Linked DNA regions of Homo sapiens: region 2 is linked to region 1. Evidence: read pairs that join two places in POLR2A ChIA-PET (ENCODE). Cell type or tissue: Panc1. All regions are shown on one strand. Links, peaks and the distances in the headings refer to the core of each region. The heading gives the core; the rest is flanking DNA.

The links. Peaks named below come from ENCODE experiments on the same cell type or tissue, not always from the same donor. Only the 100,000 strongest peaks of a DNase experiment are listed, where the experiment ranks them.
Region 2: POLR2A ChIA-PET joins it to region 1 with 6 read pairs; 2 of 35 experiments call an interaction of 5 or more read pairs at or near these places.

The regions. Positions count from the first base shown.
Region 1 is chr7:41,950,859-41,955,094 of GRCh38, forward strand. No RefSeq gene overlaps it. Among named protein-coding and RNA genes, the nearest start is that of INHBA, 250 kb to the left of the region's middle. In Panc1, for the core only: no CTCF peak of the experiment used is centred there; no DNase peak of the experiment used is centred there; H3K27ac peaks cover 426 bases.
Region 2 is chr7:42,892,590-42,896,825 of GRCh38, forward strand. No RefSeq gene overlaps it. Among named protein-coding and RNA genes, the nearest start is that of C7orf25, 17 kb to the right of the region's middle. In Panc1, for the core only: no CTCF peak of the experiment used is centred there; no DNase peak of the experiment used is centred there.

The DNA.
Region 1 (4,236 bases), core at 690-3,189:
TCTCAACAGCCAAAGACCTAGTTCTAACCAAAAGCATTCTCCTGTAAATCTAAATTTTGAAAAAGACAGGGAGAGACTCATACTACCCTTGCTGGGCTGGACCCTGAACAGAAATCTTAGGTTCTGACTGGTGAGAAAGCATCTTTCATCCGACTTGGTCATAGAGCGAGGAGTCCCAGCCACATCACCTTCATTGTCAGAACTGTCAGGAAGAAAACTTTTCCTCTACCATATTAGGTTTAAATGATTGGAAGCCTGCGAATTAACTGGCAATAGATATAGAAACAGGAGAAAAGACAAGGCTGATTACCTGCATGCAGGAGCACCCTGTAAAGAGTAACTCACTGTCTAGCCAGAGGTACAGGTTTATGCAGCAGCTTAGCAAAAGGGAGAGTTTAGAGCTTTAAAGGCAGGAAGGTTCTGATGAGGCTTAACACAATTTCCTTTTTGGAATGTCATGGTGCCTAAGTCAGTCACCATCCTGACCTCTGCAGATTTGTATGGGGGATTGTGGTGGCAGCTGAGTCTCTTAAAGCTCTGCTTAAATCAGATAAGGTAAGTTCAGATAAGATTTCTTTCTGTGTCTGTTGTTGAGTTTTTGATCCCTTCATAAGGAAAGAGAAAACAGAACCTAGCCAGCTTTGCAGCTATGAGGTGGGAAAAGCAGTTCAATCTCCTGATTCCCCACCACTGGTCCTCCCTTTCCCTCAGCCACTGAAAAGTTTCTGAAGGATTTTTAATGAATGACATGGAAAAAATATTCATTAGCAAATGTATTATGTTATAAAACAGACCCAGAACTAGATCACAAAATATTATTTCTGGGTAATTGAATGACAGGTGGCTTTTATTTTTTTTGATGCCTTACTCTATTTTCCACAAAGAGTATGTAGTCATTCTTTTTTTTTTTTTTTTTTTGAGACAGAGTCTCACTCTGTCACCCAGGCTGGAGTGCAGTGGTGCGATCTCGGCTCACTGCAAGCTCCACCTCCTGGGTTCATGCCATTCTCCTGCCTCAGCCTCCTGAGTAGCTGGGACTACAGGTGCCCGCCACCACGCCTGGCTAATTTTTTTGTATTTTGTTTAGTAGAGACGGGGTTTCACCATGTTAGCCAGGATGGTCTGGATCTCCTGACCTCGTGATCCTCCCATCTCGGCCTCCCAAAGTGCTGGGATTACAGGCGTGAGCTACCATGCCTGGCGTATTCATTCTATAATAAGTAAATGAATAGGCATTTTTCTGAAAAAAAAATGCGTTAAAAAAAGACATAGCAAACATAGCAAACATAGTAAACATAGCAAAATATTGAGTGTCTGTCTTTGCACAGAACTATATGTTTCTCCTCACCAGACTTATCACTGGGTCACATTCTTGAATGCTGTGGAAGATAATTTATCTTAAATTCAAAATACTTGAAGCATCTAAACAATAAATTTTGTGATAAAATAATTGTTCAGAAATATCACCCCTGAGGCTGTGCACGGTGGCAAGTGCGGGTAATCCTGGCAACTCAGGAGGCTAAGGTGGGAGGGTCACTAGAGGCCAGGAGTTGGAGACTAGCCTGGGCAACATAGCAAGACCCTATCCTAAAAAAGTTTCTTTTTTAATTAAAAAAAATAAATGATTACCCATTTTCAAAACCATGCCAATAAAATAATTGAAGACAAATTTGCTACAGGGTTCTATGTGGTGAAATATGGATTGCCTTTGACCTCAAGTCTTACTGCAGTGAAAAGAGGTGTGAATCTTACAGTCTGGTGAGGTTTCAGAGTGGGTCTGGATTGTGCAAATATATTTGTTGAGTGTAGACACACACACACACACACACACACACACACACACGCATATCCAGGGCAAGTATTCCTTATCCAAAATATTTGGGACCAGAAGTGTTTCAAATTTCAGATTTTTCTGGATTTTGAAATATTTGCATATCCATACTGAGACATCTTGGGAATGGGACTCAAGTCTAAAGACAAAATTCATTTATGTTTCATATATACCTTATACATATAGTTTGAAGGTAATTTTATAAGATATTTTTAATAGTTTTGTGTGCCCATCACATGAGGTCAGGTATAGAATTTTCCACTTCTGGTGTCAGGTTGGCAGTCAAAAAGTTTCAGATTTTGGAGCATTTCAAATTTGGGATTTTCAAATTGAGGTGCTCAATTTGTATTATAGCTATATACACACATAGATATATATAAAAAAACAGACTTAGAACTAGATCACAAAATGGTATTTTTGAATGGGCAAATGACAGTTGGCTTTTATTCTTTTTTTTTTTTTAATTTTTTTTTGAGACAGAGTCTCGCTGTGTCACCCAGTCTGGAGTGCATTGGCGCAATCTCGGCTTGCCGCAACCTCTGACTCCCGGGTTCAAGAGATTTTTCTGCCTCAGCCTCCCAAGTAGCTGGGACTACAGGTGCCGGCCACCACGCCCAGCTAATTTTTGTATTTTTTTAGTAGAGATGGGGTTTCACTATGCTGGCCAGGCTGGTCTTGAACTCCTGACCTCATGATCTGCCCACCTCAGCCTCCCAAAGTTCAGGAATTACAGGCTTGAGCCACCGCACCTGGCCTATTTTTTAATTTTTATATCACATATAGGTATGATAACAAAATATCTTTTAAAAATGGTTGTCCTTTTTTGTTAATTTGGTATTAAATATAAATTCTAGAATTCCTGTCAGGAGCCGATTATACATTGGACATTGGAGTAAAATACCATGTCCAGTGCTTGCTTCTTTGGACTTTTGATTGCTACAAGGTTGGATGAATGAAGATACGTTCATAGTGTTCTGTTCTCACATCCTAACACACAGTGCACAAATCTGTCTGCCTTTGGTTTCAGAACTAACAGCAGGTGGATGGGCTGGAGAGTATAGGCCTCAATGCACCCCTTTGCGAGGGCTTCTGGCTCCCAGGAGCTGTCCCTCTTCCTGCATATTGTGGGCCTTCTTTCCTGCAATTCAGTCCTGTGCAGTCCCTGTCAGGGTGAGGGAAAAGAACGAACAACAACACAAACTTTCACTGAACACTTACTGGGTGCTGAATATGCTCGGCATTTTATATCGACAATCTCAAGTCCTCTTTTCCAGATGAGAACTTTGAAGCTACAAGGAATGAATACATTGAACATCTAGTTATTGGAGAAAGTGCTGGGGCTCTGTCCAAATGTCAGCCCAGGTCAGCTCTTCTCCAGTAACCTGGGACTCCACAGCTCTAGGCATGTCTTACTCTCATCTCTTTTTCTTTCTTAGTCCTAGACTGGTTTATTTCCAAGGAGATGCCACTGTTGTATAAGAAGAAATTTGACTGAGGCCTTTTTCCCTGGTTCCTGGTAGGGAGATGCTAAAACCCTTGGAATTTCTCCAGTGATAGGAGTGTCTTTGTTATTATGAGACCCTTGGATCGCACCTGAGTTTTTTCTAATGAGGTAACTCATGGTGGCTTCTAGATGGCTTCAAGATGGGGTTGGTCACAAGAAAGACCAACCATACGATTGAAGGGCTGGGACAGTGGGCCAAGCCTGACTCCTGGAGAGGGGAAGGGGGCTGGAGATGGAATTTAATCGTGTGGCCAATGATTTAATTAATTATGCCAACATAATTCAGCCCCAGTAAAACCTCTGGACCCCGAGAGTCAGTGGAGTGTCCTGGTTGATGAAGATATTGATCTGCCCACAGGGAGAAAGACCCTGGCTCCATAAGGAGAGGGCACGGAAGCTCTGGGTTCAAGGCCCTCCCAGACCTCACCCTATGCATCTCCCCATTTGGCTGTCCCTGAGTTGTAGTCTTTATAATAAAAGTTTAATAACAAGGGTGGTGCTTTTCTGAATTCTGTGAATGGTTCCAAAGAATTATCAACCTGAGGGGGTTAGGGAAACCTCTGAATTTGTAGCCAGTTGGTCAGAAGTATGAACGGCCCTGGGAACCCCCTCAACTTCTGGCTGGCATCTGAAGTCGGGACTGTCTTGTGGAGGACTGAGCTCTTAATTCATGGGGTCTACGCTGACACCAGCCTCCACATAGTTGATGCCAGAACTGAATTGCAGAATTGAATCCAGCCAGTTGGGTTGGTGTCAGAGCACCACCTTTTCTTTACCCTTTTTGTACTCCTTCTCAGGAGTGGAAACCCTGTGACTGAATGAAGCTAAAATTCTAGTACACAGGGCTGGTAAGGCTGGATTAAAATCAACTTGTTTTCCAAAGCCTTCCTTTTGGCTCAGT
Region 2 (4,236 bases), core at 1,154-3,653, 940 kb after region 1:
CTGCCTTAATTTTGAATAAGATGCTGAGGCACCAAGAGGTGAATTGCAGTGGATTTCATTCAAAATGAAACCTGAAGCCATATATGGACTTAACTGACCAATTAAATATCATGATTTTCAAATTTGATCACATAGCAAAACTCAAACCTGTGCGATAAAACAAGAGACATATTTAAAATATAATAACTCCAAGGACTAGATTGCAGCTCTGGACAGAGCAGCATGCGGAGGCTTGCGCTGTGAATTTTAGCTCCAGATCAACTGCAAGTAAAAACCAGCAATCCCAAGAGGACCCACAGACCCTCTGAAGGAAGTAGGCTGCTCCTGCAGCCGGGGGAGACACCCCAAATACTGTGAGTGCCCCAACTGTGGAAGTGGGAAAGGGTGACCCTCCTCTCCCAAATACATATCCTCACTGGAGAAGCTGAAGATCTGTTTGCAGGAGAAGTTTCTGACTTTACCTGGAGCTGAGTCAGGTTAGAGAGCTGAGCAAAGTGCAGGGGTAGAGGAAGCAGCAGAAAGGCCCTGGGAGCTCTCTGGGTCCCCAGGCAGCCCATTCCTGCCTGGCACCACAGCGATCCATCGGGAGGTTGGCCAGAGGAACAGGGGGGTAAACCTCCACAGGGAGAAGGAATTCTCTACCCGAACTTTGTAACAGTTTGAATGGGGGAGAAGCCTCCTGGCCAGAACTCAGTGGGAGGGCACAAATTGGGCATGTAGAATTCACAGGCCAGGAAGAACTAAAGTCCTTTTCTCTCACAGCTGGGAGGCAGATAGCCTCGGGCAAATTTTCAAGCCAGTCTTGCCTTCACCTGGAAATGGACTCAGGATGTTAGGGGGGTGCATGGACTCAGGATGTTGGGGGGTGCACGGTGGGAGTGAGACTGGCCCTTCAGTTTCCATGGGAGCCGGCAAAGGCCTGCCATTGCTGGCTTTCCCCCACTTCCCTGACAACCTGCATGACTCAGCAGAGGCAGCCATAATCCTCCTAGGTACACAGCTCCACAGCAGCTGCAGCAAGACAGGCCCAAGGAGAGTCTGAGCTCAGACACCCCTAGCCCCACCCCCACCTGATGGTTCTTCCCTACCCACCCTGGTAGCAGAAGACAAAGGGCATATAATCTTGGGAGATCTAGGGCCACACCCACCGCTGGTCCCTCTCCACAATACTACATACAGCTAACGCTTTCTGGAAAGCACCACCTCCTGGCAGAAGGCCAACCAGCACAAAAATAGAGCACTAAACCACCAAAGCTAAGGACCCTCAAGGAGTCAATTGCACTCTTTGCCAACTCCACCAGAACAGGTGCTGGTATCCACGGGTGAGAGACTGATAGATGGTTCTCATCACAGGACTCTGTGCAGACAACCCCCAGTGCCAGTCTGGAGCCAGGCAGACTCACTGGGTGGCTAGACCCAGAAGAGAGACAACAATCACTGCAGTTTCGCTCACAGTAAGCCACATCCATAAGAAAAGGAGGTGAGTACTACATCAAGGGAACACCCCGTGAAACAAAATAATTTGAATAACAGCCTTTAGCCCTAGACCTTCCCTCTGACAGAGGAAACCCAAGTGAGAAGGAACCAGAAAACCACCCAGGTAATATGACAAAACAAGGCTCTTCAATACCCCCAAAAAAATCACCGTAGTTCACCAGCAATGGATCCAGACCAAGAAGAAATCCCTGATTTACCTGAGAAAGAATTCAGGAGGTTAGTTATTAAGCTATTCAGGGAGGGACCAGAGAAAGGTGAAACCCAATGCAAGGAATCCAAAAAATGATACAAAAAGTAGAGGAAGAAATATTCATGGGAATAGGTAGCTTAAAGAAAAAACAATCAAAGACTCAGGAAACTCTGGCCACACTTTTAGAAATGTGAAATGCTCTGGAAAGTCTCAGCAATATAATTGAACAAGTAGAATAAAGAAATACAATATCACAATCCAACAAAGACAAAGAAAAAAGAATAAGAAAATATGAACAAAGCCTCCAAGAAGTCTGGGACTATGTTAAACAACCAAACTTAAGAATAATCGGTGTACCTGAGAAAGAAGAGAATTCTAAAAGCATGGAAAACATATTTGGGGGAAGAATTGAGGAAAACTTCCCCTGCATTGTGAGAGATCTAGACAGCCAAATAAGAGCAAGAACACCTGGGAAATTCATCACAAAAAGATCTTCACCGAGGAACATTGTCATCAGGTTATTCAAAGTTAAGACGAAGGAAAGAATCTTAAGAGCTGTGAGACAGAAGCACCAGGTAACCTATAAAGGAAAACCTACCAGATTAACAGCAGATTTCTCAGAAGAAACCCTACAATCTAGAAGGGATTGGGGGCCTTATCTTCAGCCTCCTCAAACAAAACAATTATCAACCAAGAATTTTGTATCCAGCAAAACTAAAGCATCATATATGAAGGAAAGATACAGTCATTGTCAAACAAACAAATGCTGAGAGAATTTGCCATTACCATGCCACCACTACAAGAACTGCTAAAAGGAGCTCTAAATCTTGAAACAAATCCTGGCAGCACATCCAAACAGAACCTCTTTAAAGCATAAATTACACAGGACCTATAAAACAAAAATACAAGTTAAAAAGTACAAACAACATACAAAAACCAAAGTACACAGGCAAAAAGGGCATGATGAAAGCAACAATACCTCACATTTCAGTACTAACATTGAATGTAAATGGCCTAAATGCTCTACTTAAAAGATACAAAACAGCAGAATGGATAAGAACTCACCAACCATCTGCTGCCTTCAGGAGACTCATCTAACACATAAGGACTCACATAAAGTAAAGGCATGGGGAAAGGCATTTCATGCAAATGGACACCAAAAGTGAACAGGGGTAGCTATTCTTATATCACATAAAACAAACTTTAAAGCAACAGCAGTTAAAAGAGACAAAGAGGGACAACATATAATGGTAAAAGACCTTCTCCATCAGGAAAATATCACAATCCTAAACATATATGCACCTAACGCTGGAGCTCCCAAATTTATAAAACAATTACTAATGGTCTTAAGAAATGAGATAGAAACAAAATAATAGTGGGAGACTTCAATGTTCCACTGACAGCACTGGACAGGTCATGAAGACAGAAAGTCAAAAAACAAACAATGGATTTAAACTATACCTTGGAACAAATGGACTTAACATGTATATACAGAACATTTCATCCAACTACCACAGAATACACATTCTATTCAACAGCACATGCAACTTTCTCCAAGATAGACCATATGATAGGCCATGAAATGAGCCTCAATAAATTAAGAAAATTGAAATTATATCAAGCACTCTCTCAAACCACAGTGGAATAAAACTGGAAATCAACCCCAAAAGGAACCTCCAAACCCATGCAAATACATGGAAATCAAATAACCTGCTCCTGAATAAGCACTGGGTCAAAAACAAAATCAAGATAGAAATGTAAAAATTCTTTGAACTGCACGACAATAATGACACAACCTACCAAAGCCTCTGGGATACAGCAAAGGTGGTGCTCAGAGGCAAGTTAATAGCCCTAAACACCTACACCAAAAAGACTGAAAGAGTACAAACTGACATCCTAAGGTAATACCTCAAGGAACTAGAGAAACAACAACAAACCAAACCCAAACCCGGCAGAAGAAAGGAAAGAACCAAGATCAGACCTCAACTAACTGAAATTCAAACAAACAAACAAACAAATACAAAAGATAAATGAAGCAAAAAGCTGGTTCTTTGAAAAGATAAATAAAACTGACAAACCATTAGCAAGATTAACTAAGAAAAGAAGAGAGAAAATCCAAATAACCTCACTAAGAAATGAAACAGAAGATATTACAACTGAAATACAAAAGATCATTCAAGGCTACTATGAACACCTTTATGCACATAAACTAGAAAATCTAGAAGAGATGGGTAAATTCCCGGAAAAATACCGTAGCTTAAATCAGGAAGAATTAGATACCCTGAACAGACCAATAAGCAGTGAGATTAAAGTGGTAATTTAAAAATTATCAACAAAAAAAAGTCCAGGACCAGACAGATTCACAGCAGAATTCTACCAGATATTCAAAGAAGAATTGGTACCAATCCTTTTGACACTATTCCACAAGATAGAGAAAGAAGAAACATACCCTAATTCATTCTGTGAAGCCAGCATCAGCCTAATACCAAAAACAGGAAAGGACATAACCAAAAAAGAAAACTACAGACCAATATCCTTGATGAACATAG